2 separate regions of the Homo sapiens genome follow, and region 1 is linked to region 2. Evidence: read pairs that join two places in POLR2A ChIA-PET (ENCODE). Cell type or tissue: PC-9. All regions are shown on one strand. Region 1 overlaps TP63 (tumor protein p63). Region 2 overlaps TP63 (tumor protein p63).

Evidence for each region. ChIA-PET counts read pairs that join two places held together with the same protein. Peaks named below come from ENCODE experiments on the same cell type or tissue, not always from the same donor. Only the 100,000 strongest peaks of a DNase experiment are listed, where the experiment ranks them.
Region 1: POLR2A ChIA-PET joins it to region 2 with 11 read pairs; 4 of 35 experiments call an interaction of 5 or more read pairs at or near these places.

What each region holds. Positions count from the first base shown.
Region 1 is chr3:189,755,312-189,759,311 of GRCh38, forward strand. All of the region lies in intron 3 of TP63 (tumor protein p63), which reads left to right. Among named protein-coding and RNA genes, the nearest start is that of MIR944, 73 kb to the right of the region's middle. In PC-9, no CTCF peak of the experiment used is centred here; a DNase peak (open chromatin) is centred at 1,550; H3K27ac peaks cover 3,281 bases.
Region 2 is chr3:189,822,340-189,826,339 of GRCh38, forward strand. The region is part of intron 4 of TP63 (tumor protein p63); the gene reads left to right. Among named protein-coding and RNA genes, the nearest start is that of MIR944, 5.6 kb to the right of the region's middle. In PC-9, no CTCF peak of the experiment used is centred here; a DNase peak (open chromatin) is centred at 2,422; H3K27ac peaks cover 938 bases.

The sequences.
Region 1 (4,000 bases), 67 kb before region 2:
TTTCTCACATTATGAAAGCAATACAACCAACATAACTTTAGAAGTATCAAAAAGACATAAATCCCAAACCAGTGATAATAACTATGAACATTTTTGGGGTTTTAAATTTTTTTCTAGAAAAGATTTAATAAAACATTTGTGATCATGTCATACTAAATGTTATAATATACTTCTTTCATTCTATAGCAAACATTTTATTTACTAATCTTCAAAACTTAAATTTCCTCATTATGTATTATATTTTATTGTGTACATATACCATGGTTTATTTAGCTAGTCTACTCACATGTTTTTAAGAAAAAAATATTTAAATATTTTCTTGTGCTATATGCTTAGAAGTGTAATTATTGGGTAAAATTGTATAAACATGAGTCTAACCAAACTTCTTTTCATGAATCTTGTTTTTTTAATGTTTGTTATCAGTTTACATTCCCACCAACTGTGCAAAAGTGTGGCCTGAAATCAATTTGATTATAGACTTGAAATCAATTGGATGATACAGTCTCCTCTTTGAAACATGCAAGTACTTTTAGGTGACTGAAGGCCTGTCTAGATGTCTGCCACCAAATTGCAATAGTGTCTCTCGATATACCTTTGATTGTGGTCTATGGAAGGGATAGTAGTTTTGGCTGGAGGTGAGTAAGACATCTTGAAGAATGGAGTATCCAGGAGTGGGGTGAGCAGACCTAGCTGGGATGGAAATAATATGAGTGAAGAGGTGGTAAAAGAGGGCTAGACAAAGTCTATTTCGAGACTTTCACCTAAGGTTAATCTTGAACATGGGAATGGACATAATATTTTCCCCTTTTCCTTCTTAACCCTTGCTTTTAGTATCCCAAATGCTTTTATCCCTTTGGCTTCTACTATTAAAATAATCATTTAAACATAATTTGTGTCAAATAGGCTTTGGGTATGAGTTCTGTAAATATTAATTAAACAAGTAAGAAAATATATTTCACATAGCAAAAATCCTCTAATTTTTGGAAAGTGGATTTGTAGCTACCTATGTGGCTTATAGGGTAGCTCAATATTCACTCCGTTTAGACTGAATTCCGGTGTCCCCATAAGAGCAGACTGTTTCTCTGTTCTGTTCTTTGTACAGTATAGCCAATGGGAAGGCAGCACTTTGTTAAAGAGTGCCAAGTCGGGGACTTTACCTTAAACACAAGTATGCATTTCAAACCCTGAACAAACAGCCTTCTTAATAAAATAAGGGAAAGAGTTTTCTTTCTTCTATTCTCTAGAAATTCACAAATATCACTTGACAGGTGACAGTTCTTCCCTTACAAAAGGGGCTGTTTGCCTTTTGCTTTGGTGTTTGGGTAAACTGCAGTATGCACTGGCAGAGAATTTATTGCCTAGGGGAAGGTGTTTGCAGTTGCTGTGTTTAATCTGAAAAGAAACCCTTTTCCTTCTGTCTCCTCCCTCTCTTTTTAAGGAGGGAGAGTTGGAAATGATAGCCCCAGGGAAATAGTTCCCTTAACACCTGTCTTTGGTGTAACCTCAGCAATGTTACTTAAGACACTGTGCTCAGACTGTATGCATTAGGAATGACAAAGTTGAAGAGGGCAGATAAACAGAAAGGGATTTCAGCAGAAACACAGGAGCTGATTCTGACCTTGCATCCTCTTAAAAACTGATCAGGTGGAAATCCTATCATGCTGGCTAAAAAGAATCTGATTTGTTTGAAGTAATACTCATGCTATTAGTCATCTGTCCTTTCCTTTGGCAAAATATGCATACATACATATATATATAGTTTCAATCTGTAAAACGTGAAAAATTCTACAATGTTATATTTAGGAACTTTAGACCTGCTAATTCTAGTCCAACCTTTAGTAGATGAGAAAACTATTAAGATCCAAGTTCATCAGTGGTGACTTCTCCAACATTTCTGATAAGCATTTTTAAGAAAACCAGGGCTACACCCAACTTTCTGGATTTCTGGACCCATTTTTCCAGCTATTATCAGAGGTGGTGTGAAGAGGTCAGGCTCCAGAGATAGATGGCTGCCTGTGTTTGAATCTAGCTCAGTTATTCAGTATTTGGGTGACCTTGGGTGAATTACAGAATGTTTCTAAGCCTCAGTTTTCTCATCTGCAAAACAAGGATCAGGATTGATATTGGTGACATCCTATAGGAGAGCTGTTCTGATAACTGAGATAAGGCATGTTAGCATAACACACTGCCTGTGGCCAGTCCTCAGTGGAAATGGTTGTTGCTGTTAGTCTTTAGACTGTGTTAAATTTGGAAACAGTGAATTATTAATCCTAAATAGAGCAATTACTGATGCAGGACAAGAAAAAAATCTACACAGATTTGTATTTTTGTTTTTCCAAAAAATATGATATTATTTGAAGATACACTAGTGTTATTGTAGGTAGCTAGTCAGACATGAGCAGGACAGGAGAGGGCTCCACCCCCTACCCCCAACCCTCACCAGCAATCTCAGATGACCATAAGGTGATGGTCAGGCAGTTGTTACACTATTTCACTCAAATAATATTAATAATTGTTCGTGGTTGCAGCCAGCACCAGGGAAAGGCAGTCTCCCGATAGATAGAAAAAAAACCTTAAACTAGTGATCAGCAGCTTCCCAAAAAGACCTCAGGAGTTGGGTGAATGGGCTCAAGCATGTGTACTAAGGGGCAAAATGGCAGAGTTTAACTAGTATATGACCTTCTAGGAACATTCAGACTAGTAAAGTGAGAACACCTCAAGCAGGGGTCCTCAATCTTTTTGGCACCAGGAACCAGTTTTGTAGAAGACAATTTTTCACAGAGAGTGGGTGGAGGTATGGTTTGGGAATGAAACTGTTCTACCTCAGATCATCAGGTATTAGTTAGATTCTCATAAGGAGCACACAACTTAGATCCCTCACGTGAGCAGTTCACAACAGGGTTCGTGCTCCTATGAGGATCTAATGCCCCCGCTGATCTGACAGGAGGTGGGGTTCCAGTGGTAATGCTCACTGGCCTGCCTACCTCTCACCTCCTGCTGTGTGGTCCAGTTCCTAACAGGTCACATATTGGTACCAGTCCATGGAATGGGGCCGGGGGCCCCTGGTCTCAAGTGAGCATGCATACAACTCGAGTAAACACATTGCACATGCAGCCCCTCCTTAGTGCACATGTCGACAGCCCACCCCAAGGAATAATCAGGGGAGAAGGGATGCAAGACTCCAGAAGTACACCAACATATAAAACCCTAAGTCAAAGGTCAAACCAGGCACTTGATCTTTCAAGTCACCTGCTTGGCTTCTTCCAAGTGTACTTTACTTCCTTTCATTCTTGCTCTAAAGCTTTTTAATAAACTTTCACTCCTGCTCTAGAACTTGTCTTGGTCTCTCCCTCTGCCTTATGCCCCTCAGTTGCATTCTTTATTCTGCGGAGGCAAGAGTTGAGGTCTCTGCAGACCCATACAGTTTGGTTGCCACTAACATACTTTGGTGCTGCATGCCTTGGATATGTTCCACTGCTGACACTGGCAGGCTGTGAAATATGACTTGACCATCATTTCCCATTTGAAACTAGACAAGGTTGAGTTTTCTTCAAACTAAGATCAGGATTTTGAACCAGACAGACTTCTTATGAAAGCCAACACTCTTTTGTCTGTTCAGGTTTCAGAGAACTCACAAGAAAACTTTATTTTACTTGCTAATTTTGTTTATTTGGGTGTCATTCAGTAATGATAACATAATGAAATATTCCCTTTGCCAGTCTAATGATTAAGAGCGTGGGCTTTGCAGTTGAGCACACCAATATACTTGAGTTTAAATCTTAGCATGATAATGAAGTCAGAGCTGAATGAACTCCTATATAGTTTAATTCCGTGGTTCTCACCGTGTGTTCTCAGGGCCAGCAGCATCAGCATCATCTAAGAACTTGTTAAGAAATGCAAATTATTGGATATCACTCCAGATCTACTGAATCAGAAACTGGAGGGAAAGTGAGAGTGGTGATCTTTCTATAAGCCCTCCAGGTGATTCAGATGTTTGAGA
Region 2 (4,000 bases):
GGATAGTACTTTAAAACTTTTACCCCAATTAAGAGCAGAGGAAAATGAATGGCTAGATTAGCCATCCTGAGGGTTTAATCTGAAATGGTCCATAGAAGACATATCATTTTCTTTCTGAAAAACTTATTTCAACTTTGCATTCAAATATAAATATATATTTCAATATAGGTATTTCTTCCCCTCATTAAAAAGTCTTTAAAATTGTTGTTCCAGGAAGATGAGTAGTATTTATCTTGTAACATTGAGTTATTATACCCAGGCGCACTACCAGGAACACTTCTGATGTACAAGTGCCTTCAATAATTGTTTCAGAAGCACAATTTTGAGATAAGTTAAAGTGCCCTGGGAAAGAGCATTGTTTATTTTTGGAGCCTTAGCCCAAAATGACTCGGACTCATGCTACAAAATGATAACGCTCTTCATCAGTTGTATAGAGCTCCTTCTTTATGGCCAGCTTTCCTAGAGATATTTTAGACTTCTTTAGATGTCCCCAAAGGCACAATAACCACGTAAGAAGGGAAGCCACAGGAAGGCAGATTGCAGCAGAAAATGAATGGTCAGGGTTCTCTAGGGGTGGCTGCACTGCCTCCAGTGGTGGTGAGTTCTCCACCTCCAGAGAGTGAGACACCCTTGACTCAAGTTTTAGATGAGAGAAACAATCAAGCAGCCTCTGAAGTTCCCCTTGAATTCAAATTCTTTGCATCCAGAAGAGAAGTATTTTGTGACCAGAAAGATACAGATTGACTGCAATTGACCTTTTCTATGCCAGACCATTGGTTAACTGAAGAGAGTAGACTCTCCAGACAGGCAGTGGACTCAGCCTACACCAAAACACACAGCAAGCCTTCTGTGCCTTTCCCCAGGACAGTGACTCTTCTTTTCTCTCTGAAGCTGTGGTTCTATGTAGGAAACTACATAGGGTGAAGCTAAAAGGTAGGATGGGCCAGCCTATGTAGGGTAAGGCTTTTTAACTCTATCGCATGGGCAGTGTGCTGACATTGCATACTTTTTCAGCACCTCTTCAGATCGGTATATAAAGTAGATTAACCTGACAGCAGATGGCGGTTGGTTGGAGGGGCCTGCAGTAAAGGAGAGCAGTTTGGAGAATGCCACGGCATGCAGACGCACACTGTGGAGCTGAGCACTCAGTCGGTGATGTGGCTCACTCACCAGGGGAAGGACAGAGGTGAGATAGGGCAAGAGTCAGTTGCTGAAGTCACTACTCCAAAGGGCTAGATAGAAAGGTAGGGAGGAGGAATGGAGAGCCAGAAAAGGAGCCAAAATGATTAGCTATTTTACTAGAGCAGGTCTGTCCTAAAGGCTTGGCTGCCATTCTCTAGCTGGGACCTTGACGAATCACTTCCTCCCTAGTGCCTCAGTTTTCTTGTCTTCAAAATGAGGATGATGCTACCTATCCTGAAGGGTTATTGTGAGGATTAAATGAGATGATGGGGTGAAAGTGATTTGTAAACTAGGAAGTCTATCATGCAAACCGCATGATAGACTTCGGATAGAGGCAGCAGGTATACCTTTCAGCTTTCTGTCTTGCCAAATGAACATTTGTATCCTCTCACCTGGTGTCCAAGATGAAGGTGCTGGTTCAGTGAGATAACTCTTATCCAGCCTAATCTCAAGACTTCCTTTCATGCTCTCTCTCTCACACCTAGCAATAAATGCCAAAAGCCTAATAGCCCCCCAAACCTTGATCGTTTCAAGAGGATCCTTTCAAAGGAAACCTGCCTTTCCTCTCTCCTTGAGGAGAAACCAAAGCAGTCCAGTGAATAAAATTCATATTTTTCTCCCAGGCTGATTGAAATGGCTGGCCGTGGGAGCCCAGGGCCTTTTTGTAGGACTGTTTTATTTATTTATTTTATTATTATTATTATTTTTTTTTTGAGACAGAGTCTCGCTCCGTCACCCAGGCTGGAGTGCAGTGGCACAATCTTGGCTCACTGCAACCTCTGCCTCCTGGGTTCGAGCCATTCCGGATTCGAGCCATTCTCCTGCCTCAGCCTCCCCAGTAGCTAGGACTACAGGTGCCTGCCACCATGCCTGGCTAATTTTTGTATTTTTAGTAGAGTTGGGGTTTCACCATGTTGGCCAGGCTGGTCTTGAACTCCTGACCTCAGGTGATCCACCTGCCTCAGCCTCCCAAAGTGCTGGGATTACAGGAGTGAGCCACCGTGCCTAGCCTGGACTTTTCCAATTAGGCTGTGCCGGGGCTGCTGTGAAACTGTTTTCCTGTGAAGACAGTGATTTTCTCCTTAGGGTGGCTGCTGTCACACGGCACTGCCCCTTTCCTTATAATACTTGATCACAGACACAGTAACATCTGTGCCTAGATCACAAGCCATACTTACTCAGGACGATTTTCCTCTTAAAGCACCAGGGAGGGAGAGGCCCTTGTCAGAATTCTCACGACTGAATCATTGCCATGAGCTAATGTCTCCAGTTTTATGAGTCAGTGCTGGCCCAGGCATCGGTTTTGTAGGTTTAAAAAAAAAAAAAAAAAGACATGGGTTAGACTCCCCTAATATCAGTAGCTTGTTCAGGGGGAAAGCAAACTGAGCTATCATCAGACAGCAGCATTTTAGAAATCAGATGTTTGGTTCCTCTCCTCTGTAAGGATATAGAATAAGTGGAAGAATTTCAGAATTAAAAATAATAGTAATAAAAGCTCTCTGATTTGTGCGTGTGTTTTGTTTTGCTTCTGGCAAAGAAGGTAAAATGGTGTGTTTGGGAGATGAATGTTCTTGTAATAGGCAAGATGTAGCTTGCAGGAGAACATCTGCAACAAACCCTTATTCTGCATGAGATACAGCCAAGACCTGTTTGTGTGTTAGTGCCTGTTCAAACATGTCTAATTTTTAAAATGATTTATAAAGTTTTGGAGGAATCACCTTAAAATGTTATTTCCTCATATAATAGGCATATACATTCACAGCGTGGTGGCTAAACTATACACCCTGTTGGAGTTTGAGCAGTGCCAATATTGAGCTAAGTGATATAAAAATGGTTATCAATATGAAGTAGATAGAAAAGTATTAGGAATATCTGCAATCATTCGTGAGTCTACCGATTAATCCAGCAGCAGGCAAAAATAAATTATGCTTTCCACGTTTTTAAATGTTCTTGGTAGAGAATTTATGCAAAGAATAAAAGGGAAATACATGGATATTTGCTTCAAAATACCCAGAGGTATTGCTCAAAACTTGATTAAAAATAAAATAACAGAATTGGGGATGGACGTCAATAAGAAAGAATAAGCTTAAATAATATCAGTATCTATTAAACAACATGATTTTTAATTGTGTCTTCTCTATTCTTTCCCTTTATCATATATTTACACATAATAGGAAATGCCTTTTAGGAAAGATAGTGGAAGCCTTCTCTTTTGTTTTTAACAGCCATTGCTTATGTAGTGCTAATGCATCTTCTTAAATCCACGTGCTTTAAAAAAAATAATATTTTATGGTAGTCATGTACTTCTCAACACATCATTTGGAAAGAAAGTTAGGGGTATGCGCTGTAATTTGTACCCAGTATTCAGAGTTTACAAGAAAGATTGCTCTTCCCTGCAGCCTCTCCACCCTTCCCCCTCCTTCTCTCTCTCCCCCACTTGCTTCTTGCTCCTTGTTTCTTTCTCTGAAGAAGGACGTGAGCTACATGGAGGACAGGGCAGAAAAGGGAAGAAAAAAATAGGAAATGGTGAGAAAAATATTAAGGACATTTAAAACTTAAAGTTTTATGGTTCTTTTTAGCTAAATGAATCTTTTGAGCTTCCATGGGGGAAATTAGTGTAATTAAAATTTTCTAGTTCATAAAACCAAATCTTTACATACTGACTGAGCCCACTGTAAGTATTGACTAAGGCAAGGACAAATGTTATCCTCTGACTTGGAAAATTCAAAAGAAGCATTTTGTCTCTTAAATGAAGGTAGGTTGATTATATTTGATGAGCTTCTTGGAAAAGGCATTGATTAGTCCACATCCAGAAATT